Regions from separate parts of the Homo sapiens genome. Here regions 1 and 3 are each linked to region 2. A link is a contact called in ENCODE Hi-C or POLR2A ChIA-PET data. All regions are on one chromosome and are shown on one strand. Each heading gives the region's core, a stretch centred on a gene start or an enhancer-like site at or near the end of the contact. The rest is flanking DNA. Distances are from core to core; before and after follow the strand shown.

Region 1 (3,555 bases), core at 926-3,425, 250 kb before region 2:
CTGGAAATTCATTCCTTATCTATGAGGAACACCTGAACCCCCCACCTGTCCCTTGGAATGCGGGCCATGAAAGGGATTGAAGCCTCAGTTTTGAGGGTCGGCTAAAGTTCGCCAGGTGGAGGTTGTTAGTGGGAGGGTGCTGAGAGAAAATGCTATATAAACTGCATGCCTTTCGCAAGAGGTTGCAGTTCTTCTACCTCACCCGCCACCATGGGACCACTCAGGAGGTAAGTTCCCGCTAATAAAACCCTATGCCTCTTTTGCTAGCTCTGGGTCTCTTCTTTGGCCTCTTGATCCTGGTGCCTCTCTATTGCAGTTGATAGAGTTCCAGCGGGACACGCAAGTAACTGAAATTGAGCGTAACAATTATATTGATGACTCTTGAGGTGATACTAGTTTGTTGTTGCTGTTGTTCATGACTTTCTTTGATGTAGAAGCAATTTTAAACTCAAATCTAGATTTCTCTGTTTCACCCCATTCACAGATCAAACCTAGAAAGCAAGTTTCACAGAGAAAAATAAGTAGCCTACAGTTTGAAAACACTTTTTGCAGTATGAATATTCCACCAAAACCCTACCATTCACTCATTTATCAGCTGGGCGCAGTGGCTTACACCTGTAATCCCAGCACTTAGGATGGCTGAGACGGGCAGATCGCCTAAGGTCAGGAGTTCGAGACCGGCCTGGCCAACATGGCGAAACCCCATCTCTACTAAAAATACAAGATTAGCCAGGTTTGGTGGTGGGCGCCTATAATCCCAGCTACTCGGGAGGCTGAGGCAGGAGAATGGCTTGAACCCAGGAGATGGAGTTTGCAGTGAGCTGAAATAGTGCCACTGTACTCCAGCCTGGGCAACTGAGTGAGACTCCTTCTAAAAAAAAAAAAAAAAAAAAAAAAAACAGGCACAGTGACTCACGCCTGTAATCCCAGCACTTTGGGAGGCCAAGGTGGCCAGATCACCTAAAGTCAGGAGTTCGAGACCAGCCCGGCCAACATGGTGAAAACCCCTCTCTACTAAAAAAAATATAAAACTTAGCTAGGCATGGTGGCACACGCCTGTGGTCCCAGCTACTGGGGAAGCTGAGACAGGAGAATTGCTTGAACCCAGGAGATGGAGGTTGCAGTGAGCTGAGATCGGATCATCACACCCCAGCCTGGGCAATGGAGTAAGACTCCGTCTCAAAAAAACAAACAAAAAAAAAGGATTCATTCATTTATCTATACCCATTGCTTAGGAGGCCCCTACTGAGAACAAGATTTTCAATACAAAGTCTTGCCAGACTCCATTTCTGTCCTTGAGGAAACATGTGCAACTCTTCCCCAAAACCAGGTCACAGGGGAAAGTTGCAGAGGCCGGGTGCCCTTCTGCCCACCTTCACCCACACCTGGGTTTCATACACTATGTATGGAAAGAACTGAAATGAGGAACCTGAAAATTTTAGACCCAGGTCTTTCACTTTCTCTAGCTGTATCACCTAGGCAAGTTGCCTCTCTTATCTGAACCTTGCTTTTTCAAAATATGAAATAACAGTGTTTGAAACAGTAGCATCAGACCCTGTGGCCTTGAGCTAACTGGTCAACCCCAATAGCTGGCATGTGGTGGGGGAGAAGCAGGGACAGGGGGCATCTATCTGACTCTGCAGGCAGACAGGGCCAATTAGTGATATTAAAGAGGACTGTTAAGGCACCAAAGGGCAACCTGCGGTCTACACCTAAGCGATCAGGTGGCAGCCTGTGAAGCAATCCCATATGATGGAAAGATCGCAGGCCCAAGGGTCTCGAGACCCTCGGGTTTAGTTCCAGCTCCACCAAAACTTTGCTGGATGATCCTGAACAAGTCGGTACAGCTCTGTGGCCCTCACTGTCCTCACCTGGAAGATTAAAGAGTTCAACCAGACAATCCCCAGAGTCCCTTCCAGCTCTGACATGCTCTCATTCCATGATTGCGTGACCACCAAATTAAATTAGAATCAGAGCTTTTGCATCACCTCTGTGTTGGCGAAGACAAGAAACACGCCCATGCGTACATGAAAAAGCCTTCCACAGCGGGTTGCTCAGCTTTTTCTTGTTGTTGTTGTTGTTTCTTCCCTGCACTTATCAGCCCATGATCAAGGGTTCCCTCTCCAATGCAGGTGCTTATCTGCCAGCTGAGGCCAAGGGCGCATCTTAGTACCCAGCAGCTGGTGAGGCAATGCGGGCGTTTCTGCCACTGTTAAGCCGCCACCGCTGGCTACAAGGCGTTGCCTGATAAACAGACTTGCTACACACACGTCTGCCTGGGAAGGAAAGAGACTGCCTGCCAGCCTACTCCTGCCAAGGTCTGCACCCAGCCCTCTGCAGGGGTCTGAGGACAGGCACATGCATGGGGCTGTCAGGATCCTGCCAGACTTGGGAACAAGACGGATGGGACTTGAGGCTCCTGTGAGGTGGGCTTCCCAGGCATTTGAACTCATGGCCTGAAGGGTCCCTGAGGGGATACCAGAGGTCAGAACAGAGACTTTGCAATAAGGAGTGGGGCATCCCCTGGAAAATCAAGGCTGGGCTTGGTATCAATATGTCAGGGAGAAATGCCCCCACAGATCTGGCTATTTCTTTTTTTTTTTTTTATACTTTAAGTTCTAGGGTACATGTGCACAATGTGCAGTGCAGGTTTGATACATAGGTATACATGTGCCATGTTGGTTTGCTGCCCCCATCAACTCGTCATTTACATTAGGTATTTTTCCTAATGTTATCCCTCCCCCAGCCCCCCAGCCCCCAACAGGCCCCAGTGTGTGATGTTTCCCGCCCTGTGTCCAAGTCAGATCTGGCTATTTCTAAAGGCCAGGATGACTCATTTTTTCAAGGAAAATTTCCAGAGAACTCATATTCACTGGGCATTGAGGAAACAGATGAAGTAATACGTCTAGGTCCTTCCCATCAGAGTTCCCGGCCTGGTTGTAAGAGAAAATAGGTACATTCTGCAAATAATTGTAGTATGTTTTATTCCCTCATTTATCCAGTGAATATAAAATGAACACCTATTGTGCCCAGGCACCATTCTCTGTACTAGGCAAATTCAAGTGAATATGATAGAAATTATGTCCATTCTGACTGGGTGCAGTGGCTCACACCTGTATTCCCAGCACTTTGGGAGGCCGAGGTGGTTGGATCACTTGAGGTCAGGACTTCAAGAGCAGCCTGGCCAATATGATGAAACCTCATCTCTACTAAAAATGCAAAAAATTAGCCAGGCATGGTGGCAGGTGCCTGTAATCTCAGCTACTCTGGAGGCTGAGGCAGGAGAATCACTTGAACCCAGGAGTCAGAGGTTGCAGTGGGTGGAGATCGCACCACTGCACTCCAGCATGGGCGACAGACTGAAACTGTCTCAAAAAAAAAAAAAAAAAAAAAAAAAAGCAGCCTATTCTTTCGGTGCACAAATTGCCCACTCTCTTCTCGCCATCTTCCCAGGGTGATGATTGTGTTTGCTGAGTGCTTCCTAGGGCCTGGGTACCTTGCTGGAGCTCTGTATGTGTCAGCTCTACTCACCCTAAAGGCCAAGGGGGTAGTGAT
Region 2 (3,416 bases), core at 129-2,628:
AGCTGCCCCCACCCCGTGTCCTCACACACACGCCCAAACACCGCTTGGAATTCCACCTCCAGACCCCAGGGAAGGCGGGGGCACACTGGCCTACATGAGTCTTTCAAAGTCCTCTGCCAGAATACTAAGCAATGAAAGAACATCCTCACATCTGACAGGGCAGTCAGGATGAACAGTGGCAAATGCTGATGTGTTAGCAACTGGCTCTGGTGACACGGGCAGCAAATTGTAGCGAACACTCGTGGTATGGAGCCAAAACGTCATCGTCTGTGTCCATCACTGAGACAATCACAAAATGGAGGCTGAACATTTCCTCCGGAACCCATCCTGCAAGTGCCCTCCTGCACCTGGGGGTGAAGCTCGCCGCTTTTCCAGTATGTACCTCTCCTAATGCTCTGCATAAAAGAGACGGTGCAGACAGGACCCGTCTTGCAGCATTGCACTCACTAGCTGGGGATGCAAGAGGAACAAGAATCCCAGCTCAGATCCAGCAGAAGACATGGCATGCGAGATCTTGAAAGATCCCTTTTGTTTTCTCAAACTTTCATCTACCTGGAAGATTTTAACACAGATGCTAAAGTACAGGGGCCACAAGCTCTGGTGAAGTCAAACGTGCAAATGAATGACCCTTCCCAATATCGGTAAGTTGCCATGGGAAGTGGAGAAAACAGTCCCCTGTCTCACTCTCTCCACCAATCGATTACAGGCCTTCTGAAATCCTAGGCAGACAGCATTTTTGTTTTCCACCCACTAATTATGTTTCTGGAAGGCTGCACTCTTAGCAGTGTTTATAGGCACATAAACTTTCATTTGGAAACCATCTTTTAAAAATCAAGTGACTCGGGGACCAAATACCCTGAATTCCATCCAAGGTCTTGAGTGTGGCCTGTGCCTCTGCCTGAAACTGGACTTGCCAGTTTCTGAGGGGCCGGGACCTCCCCAAGACATCGCATGCCTGCAGCGTCACAGAAGGCTTCGTGCTGTCCGAGGGGCAGGGTGGAGACTCCCCCCGCGACCTCAGAACCAGTTGGCCCAGGACACCAACACTAGAAACCGAGCCAGGCTGTTACAAGTTTGGCATTACATAGGGATTCTTTCCCTCTCCTCTCCTATTCTGTGTGTTTGGTGATGAGAAGACGGTGGTAGGGAGGACAGAAATGAAAAAGGAATTCTGAAGTTCGGCCTCATCCCTCTTAAAAACAGCTCAAGGAGCACCTCTGAGGCTATCTTCTTTCTCCAGGGTGTCTGGGTCATTTCCCTCTCTTAGTCATCCAGGTAACTCAGTTCTCCCATGAAAGAGCCCCTGAGGGGAAACCTCCCCACCTAAGATAGGGCAGGGACGCCTTCCCAAGGCCCTGGGTGGCCGCGATTCTCCCTGTAAGGCCACCCCAACACCACAGCCCTCCTGCTCTGTGCACTCTCAGCGAACAGAGGAAGTGCCCAGCTTCCCTGGTTCTGTCCTACACTTATTAGTGATTGTACTTGGGGAACAGCACGCCTTAGCTCAGACAGCCTCATAGGAGAGCTGGCCAGAAGCCATATTTAGACGACTCCTCACACCCTTTTTGGGAACAAGGCAGAATAAATAAGTAATAAAAAAAGAAGCTAGATAAACATCCTTTTCTGACACAGGAGCTAATAACACAAATGAAGTGCCCCTTCCTGCAGGGTTATAGATCTTCAAATTAAAGATCGTTCCTGTACCCTGCACCACCCTTCAGCCACTCTAATTAATCAATTCACAGCTTTCCGTCGCTTTAGTTTCTCATGTTTTCAAGTCAGGCCACCTCCCTTCCCCCAATCTCTTTTTCATCATCTCTGTTTCCCTGGGAAGTGCTCCAAAGCACTTCCTGTTTCTTGATCTGGGTGGCCACAGATTTTCTAGAAAGTTCTGTGGCTGGTGAGGAAAGAACATGGCTATCAGAGGAAAATGCAGAGCGCTTACGCAGGCCAGCAGTGAAGGCGGCTCTACAGCTGAAATGGCCAAGTCACAGGTTTTTCAACTCAAAAGGGCAGTTACTGGAAGTCAGGTAGCTACAAGTGCTAAAGAGCTCAAGTGTTTCCACTTCTTGTTTGTTTGTTTTAAATGCTTCTGGCTGGGCACGGTGGCTCACGCCTGTAATCCCAGCACTTTGGGAGGCCGAAGCGGGCGGATCACTTGAGGTCAGGAGTTCAAGACCAGCCTGGCCAACATGATGAAACCCCATCTCTGCTAAAAATACAAAAATTAGCCGGGTGTGGTGGCATATGCCTATAATCCCAGCTACTCAGGAGGCTGAGGCAGGAGAATCGCTTGAACCCGGGAGACGGAAGTGGCAGTGAGCTGAGATCGAACCACTGCACTCCAGCCTGGGCGACAGAATGAGAATCCATCTTAAAAAAAAAAAAAAAAAAAAAAAAAAGCTTCTAAAACTAACTTGGAGCAACATAGGGAGGGCATTACCTGTCCATAATTCACCATCAGGTGAGAAGAGCGATGTTTATTCATCAGGCTGGATTTCAGGGCCACCCGTCCTGCCTGGAAAGCTCTTACTGGACCCGTGTCCGGGAACCGCTTTGGTTCCAATACTTCCCTCTGCACAATGGCAAGATTTCACTTCAGGCGATGGCCTCCAGTGCAGGATCTGAAGCCTTCCGATATCCTAAAAATCACCCAGCCCTCAGAGGCCCGCCCTAGACAACTTTCTTTCCAGTCCCCACTCCCTTCTTTTTTTAATAAAACATTCATTTCCTTATTATCACTCCATGGTTATCTCTTGCCCGGAAGTAGCCCTGAGCATGAGGCTTGCTCACTTTCAGAAATGGAACAATGTCAGAAAGTCTTTGAAGAGCCACTCAGAACATTTTTCTATTTGAAAACTCGCTAAATATTTTAAACACATGGCACGCAGTCTCAGACGGCTCATTTTTAAGTGCAGCAAAAGACCCCTGGTGAGCAGGCTGCTTCTGACTGGGGGCTGGCCCACTCCCCTTCCCGGGACCAGATGTTTCCTGGCTGTCACCCCCCTCCAGGAACTGAGGGCCACCTGCCCACAGGTGAGCTGGAGGCTGCACTGTGGAGAGGGGTGACAACTTTATGCTAGCGGCCCAGACAGGCTGCTGAGATTCCCACTGATAGGTCAAGGCCTAGACTATTTAGAAGCGATTTACCCAGCAACATCAAACCTGGCCTACAGACCTAGAAACGTCAGCTACACTTTGCTCACTAAGTCACGCTTGGCAACTCAGACCCAGGGCCTCGTCTTCCCTTGCTTCTTTCCATCCTTCTTCCTTTCTCAGACATTTTTTGTATCCACTGACAGAAACCCACACTGGATCTTCTTTGCTCCACTGGCTCTAGACAGAGCCCCAGGACATCTTTCTCAAATGCAATACCCTGGGTCATGAGAACCCTGGACAACAGCAGTGCGTCCATA
Region 3 (3,509 bases), core at 698-3,197, 190 kb before region 2:
CAAATAAATAAACACGTAAGTTTTTACAGGAAGTGCTACAGAAGGGGAAATCACATGTATGCCCTGAGAGAGGAAGATGAGAGGAACATTGGAATCCAGAAGTCAGGGACTTAGACCTGTCTTCTTAGCTTGCTTTTTCAGACTTTACCAAATAATATATCAGCTATCGGGGGATGGAGGATGGTTTTTAGCACCCCACATTCCCTAATCGGTTAAAATTCTCCACTTAGTACAAACCAAGATGCCAGCTTCCCTCAGCTGTCTGTAAAGAGGCTAACAGCCAATTTGTGTTAGCAGGAAATCTGTTGCGAACGTATCCAATTCGCTGCCACTGTATGTATGTTTAATGTTTCCCGTTAGGAATCATCTTCTTACTGTTTTGTCGCCATCATTTCAAGCTCTCCTCCCCCCTCTTCATTTTATGAACATGGCACATCAATTAATATTCCCGCATTTTTTGTTATTGTTCTCAACCCATGTGAATAACGACCCCTCATTGTATTGCGCGTTAATTTCTACAGCCTGTCAGCCTGTATTGGAATGTTCTTTCTAGCAGGGTCCTGGGCCGGTCCTGGAGCTGCTCCTTAGTAGATGAGTAAAAATTGATTCCCTGGCCCCCTTGAATAATTCCTTGGCCCCCAAAATGGGCCCTTTCCTCAAGCTGTGGCCCCTCCCACAGAAGAGGGAAGAGACAGAAACAGAAAGAGAAGCTTCCTTTGACATTTGAGGTGTCTGGACTCCTCCAGGTAGCAAACTGGTTTTCATGGTGCACACAGAGGAGGGATGATATCGGAGCTCAAGTACAGTGCCCCAGCAACACGTACAGATCGTGTACTCACAGGGACACAGTTTCACATTGTGAAGCCGCATCAATAGGAAGGGAGGGAGGAAGGGAAGAAAGGGAAGGAGGAAAGGAGAAAGGGAACGAAAGAAGAAAGAAAAGAAGGAATGAAGGAAAGAAGGAGGGAGGGAGGGAGGAAGAGCAAAAAGCCTGCAGCATTTTGACAAACCAAAAAGGAAAGGGATGACTTCTGACGTTTACCTATTTTGAGGACTGAACCCAAAGGACTGAGGTGACACCAAATAGGACAAATGTTGGTTCCTAGAGCATGGTGACCTCATTGCATAGCTATCAAAGAGCACAACGTCTTCAGAGTCAGGCAGATCCAGATTGGAGTCACACCCCCTGCCCTGCTGCTTACCAGGCTGAAGGCTCCTGGTGGAACATCTCTGGCTGGTCTGGGTGAGACCCCATAGGCCACTTCCCCACCCACAGACTTTACTTCCACAGAGCTCACCCTACTCGTGACATATGGGGTTGATCAACTGTTAAGCCCAGTCTCTTCTCCTGGCCTGGAAGCTCCAGGCAGGGCACTGTATATAAGACTGATTATAGCTGAAATCCCAGAGCTTGGTGCAAGGCTACAGAGCTCAAGAAAGATTCTCCAGAGAGCAGAAGCCAAAATCAGACCAGGATAATGAGTGATGGGACAATCATGATGAATAGGGCGATGACACAAAGTGTAGCCACCTTTGATTGAGCATCTATTCTACACCCGGTGCCCTCGTAGGAACTTCGGGTTCACTGACTGCTGAACGCCACCAATAGTCCTTTGAAGTTGGGACTGATAACTCCATTTTATAGATGGGGGAAGGATGCTCAGAGTAGCAAGGTGGCTTTGCTACAACCGCATAGCTAACTAATAACATAGGCAAGACTGAAACCAGCTCTAAGGATCCCCTAAAACACTGTTCTCTCTTTTGCCCCCGCGTGTCTCAAAGGGGTCCTCCATGGACGAGGTGACCCAGAGATGCAGCCATGGAGGGTAGAGCAAGAAGTGCAGCCTCAGCACTTCACTGACCCAGTCAGCGGCCTCTGCAGGGCTGGCCCAGCCGCAGCTTCAGATCCACCCCGCCAGCCAATCAGCCCACGACAGGAAGCTCTTTCTGCAACTCATCTGCCCTTATCTCCTGGCAGAGCGGCTCTGTGAGGTCACGATCACCACACCTTATCAGAACATCTGCACCTACTGGGGACACAGCCCAACAGGCTCAAAACAGCAATTTCCTTTAGGTCTTCTCCTCAGAACTCCGCATCACAGGCACCACAAATTAAAATAAGAACCCCAAACTGAAACTTTAGGGAGGTCCTCCCTTGTAGGGCCTAGCCTGGAGCAGAGGCCATGGGAAACTATAGGTAGCAAGTACCTTGTCTTCCACCATCTGGTGAGCTCTTGGCTGTCCTGCAGAAGCCCAGCTCAAATGTCCTTCCCCCTAGATTTCCCAGTGTCTCCTCTGTCAGGCCTCTGAGCCCAAGCCAAGCCATCGCATCGCCTGTGACCTGCACGTATACGCCCAGATGGCCTGAAGTAACTAAAGAATCACAAAACAAGTGAATATGCCCTGCCCCACCTTAACTGATGACATTCCACCACAAAAGAAGTGTAAATGGCCGGTCCTTGCCTTAACTGATGACATTACCTTGTGAAAGTCCTTTTCCTGGCTCATCCTGGCTCAAAAAGCACCCCCACTGAGCACCTTGCAACCCCCACTCCTGCCCACTGAGCACCTTGCGACCCCCACTCCTACCCGCCAGAGAACAAACCCCCTTTGACTGTAATTTTCCTTTACCTACCCAAGTCCTATAAAACAGCCCCACCCTTATCTCCCTTCGCTGACTCTCTTTTCGGACTCAGCCCGCCTGCACCCAGGTGATTAAAAGCTTTATTGCTCACACAAAGCCTGTTTGGTGGTCTCTTCACAGGGACGTGCATGAAATTTGGTGCCGTGACTCGGATCGGGGGACCTCCCTTGGGAGATCAATCCCCTGTCCTCCTGCTCTTTGCTCCATGAGAAAGATCCACCTATGACCTCAGGTCCTCAGACCGACCAGCCCAAGAAACATCTCACCAATTTCAAATCCGGTAAGTGGCCTCTTTTTACTCTCTTCTCCAACCTCCCTCACTATCCCTCAACCTCTTTCTCCTTTCAATCTTGGCGCCACACTTCAATCTCTCCCTTCTCTTAATTTCAATTCCTTTCATTTTCTGGTAGAGACAAAAGAGACATATTTTATCCATGAACCCAAAACTCCGGCGCCGGTCACGGACTGGGAAGGCAGCCTTCCCTTGGTGTTTAATCATTGCAGGGATGCCTCTCTGATTATACACTCACGTTTCAAGGGTGTCAGACCACGCAGGGACGCCTGCCTTGGTCCTTCACCCTTAGCGGCAAGTCCCGCTTTCCTGGGGCAGGGGCAAGTACCCCTCAACCCCTTCTCCTTCACCCTTAGCGGCAAGTCCCGCTTTCCTAGGGGGCAAGAACCACCCAATCGCTTATTTCCACGCCCCAACCTCTTATCTCTGTGCCCCAATCCCTTATTTCCGTGCCCTGACCTCTTATTTCTGTGCCCCATCCCTTATTTCCACGCCCCAACCTCTTATCTCTGTGCCCCAACCCCTTTTCCCACTTTTCTGGAAGGTAAGAACCCCCGAACCCCTTCCCTCCAT

Evidence for each region. A loop is a pair of places that touch in the nucleus more often than their neighbours do. ChIA-PET counts read pairs that join two places held with the same protein, here RNA polymerase II (POLR2A). Pooled maps may share reads with other maps.
Region 1: a loop to region 2 is called in a pooled map, with 7 times the contacts of the local background. The contact joins two enhancer-like sites. A Hi-C loop is called at or near these places in 1 of 168 maps with a recorded cell type or tissue (CD4-positive, alpha-beta T cell) and 6 of 50 pooled maps. POLR2A ChIA-PET finds 5 or more read pairs at or near these places in 3 of 52 experiments (CD4-positive, alpha-beta T cell, activated CD4-positive, alpha-beta T cell and naive thymus-derived CD4-positive, alpha-beta T cell).
Region 3: a loop to region 2 is called in a pooled map, with 2.2 times the contacts of the local background. The contact joins two enhancer-like sites. A Hi-C loop is called at or near these places in 6 of 50 pooled maps. POLR2A ChIA-PET finds 5 or more read pairs at or near these places in 3 of 52 experiments (CD4-positive, alpha-beta T cell, activated CD4-positive, alpha-beta T cell and activated CD8-positive, alpha-beta T cell).

What each region holds. Positions count from the first base shown.
Region 1 is chr14:98,924,141-98,927,695 of GRCh38, forward strand. No RefSeq gene overlaps it. Among named protein-coding and RNA genes, the nearest start is that of LINC02914, 210 kb to the left of the region's middle. Within about 2 kb of position 2,176, at least 2 of the 41 ENCODE cell types and tissues checked have a DNase peak (open chromatin) inside an H3K27ac peak, as active enhancers do; they include CD4-positive, alpha-beta T cell, where a contact is called at or near this core.
Region 2 is chr14:99,177,098-99,180,513 of GRCh38, forward strand. The region is part of intron 3 of BCL11B (BCL11 transcription factor B); the gene reads right to left. Among named protein-coding and RNA genes, the nearest start is that of BCL11B, 93 kb to the right of the region's middle. Within about 2 kb of position 1,379, at least 5 of the 41 ENCODE cell types and tissues checked have a DNase peak (open chromatin) inside an H3K27ac peak, as active enhancers do; they include CD4-positive, alpha-beta T cell, where a contact is called at or near this core.
Region 3 is chr14:98,982,909-98,986,417 of GRCh38, forward strand. No RefSeq gene overlaps it. Among named protein-coding and RNA genes, the nearest start is that of LINC02914, 270 kb to the left of the region's middle. RefSeq lists an enhancer at 1,995-2,613. Within about 2 kb of position 1,948, at least 4 of the 41 ENCODE cell types and tissues checked have a DNase peak (open chromatin) inside an H3K27ac peak, as active enhancers do; they include CD4-positive, alpha-beta T cell, where a contact is called at or near this core.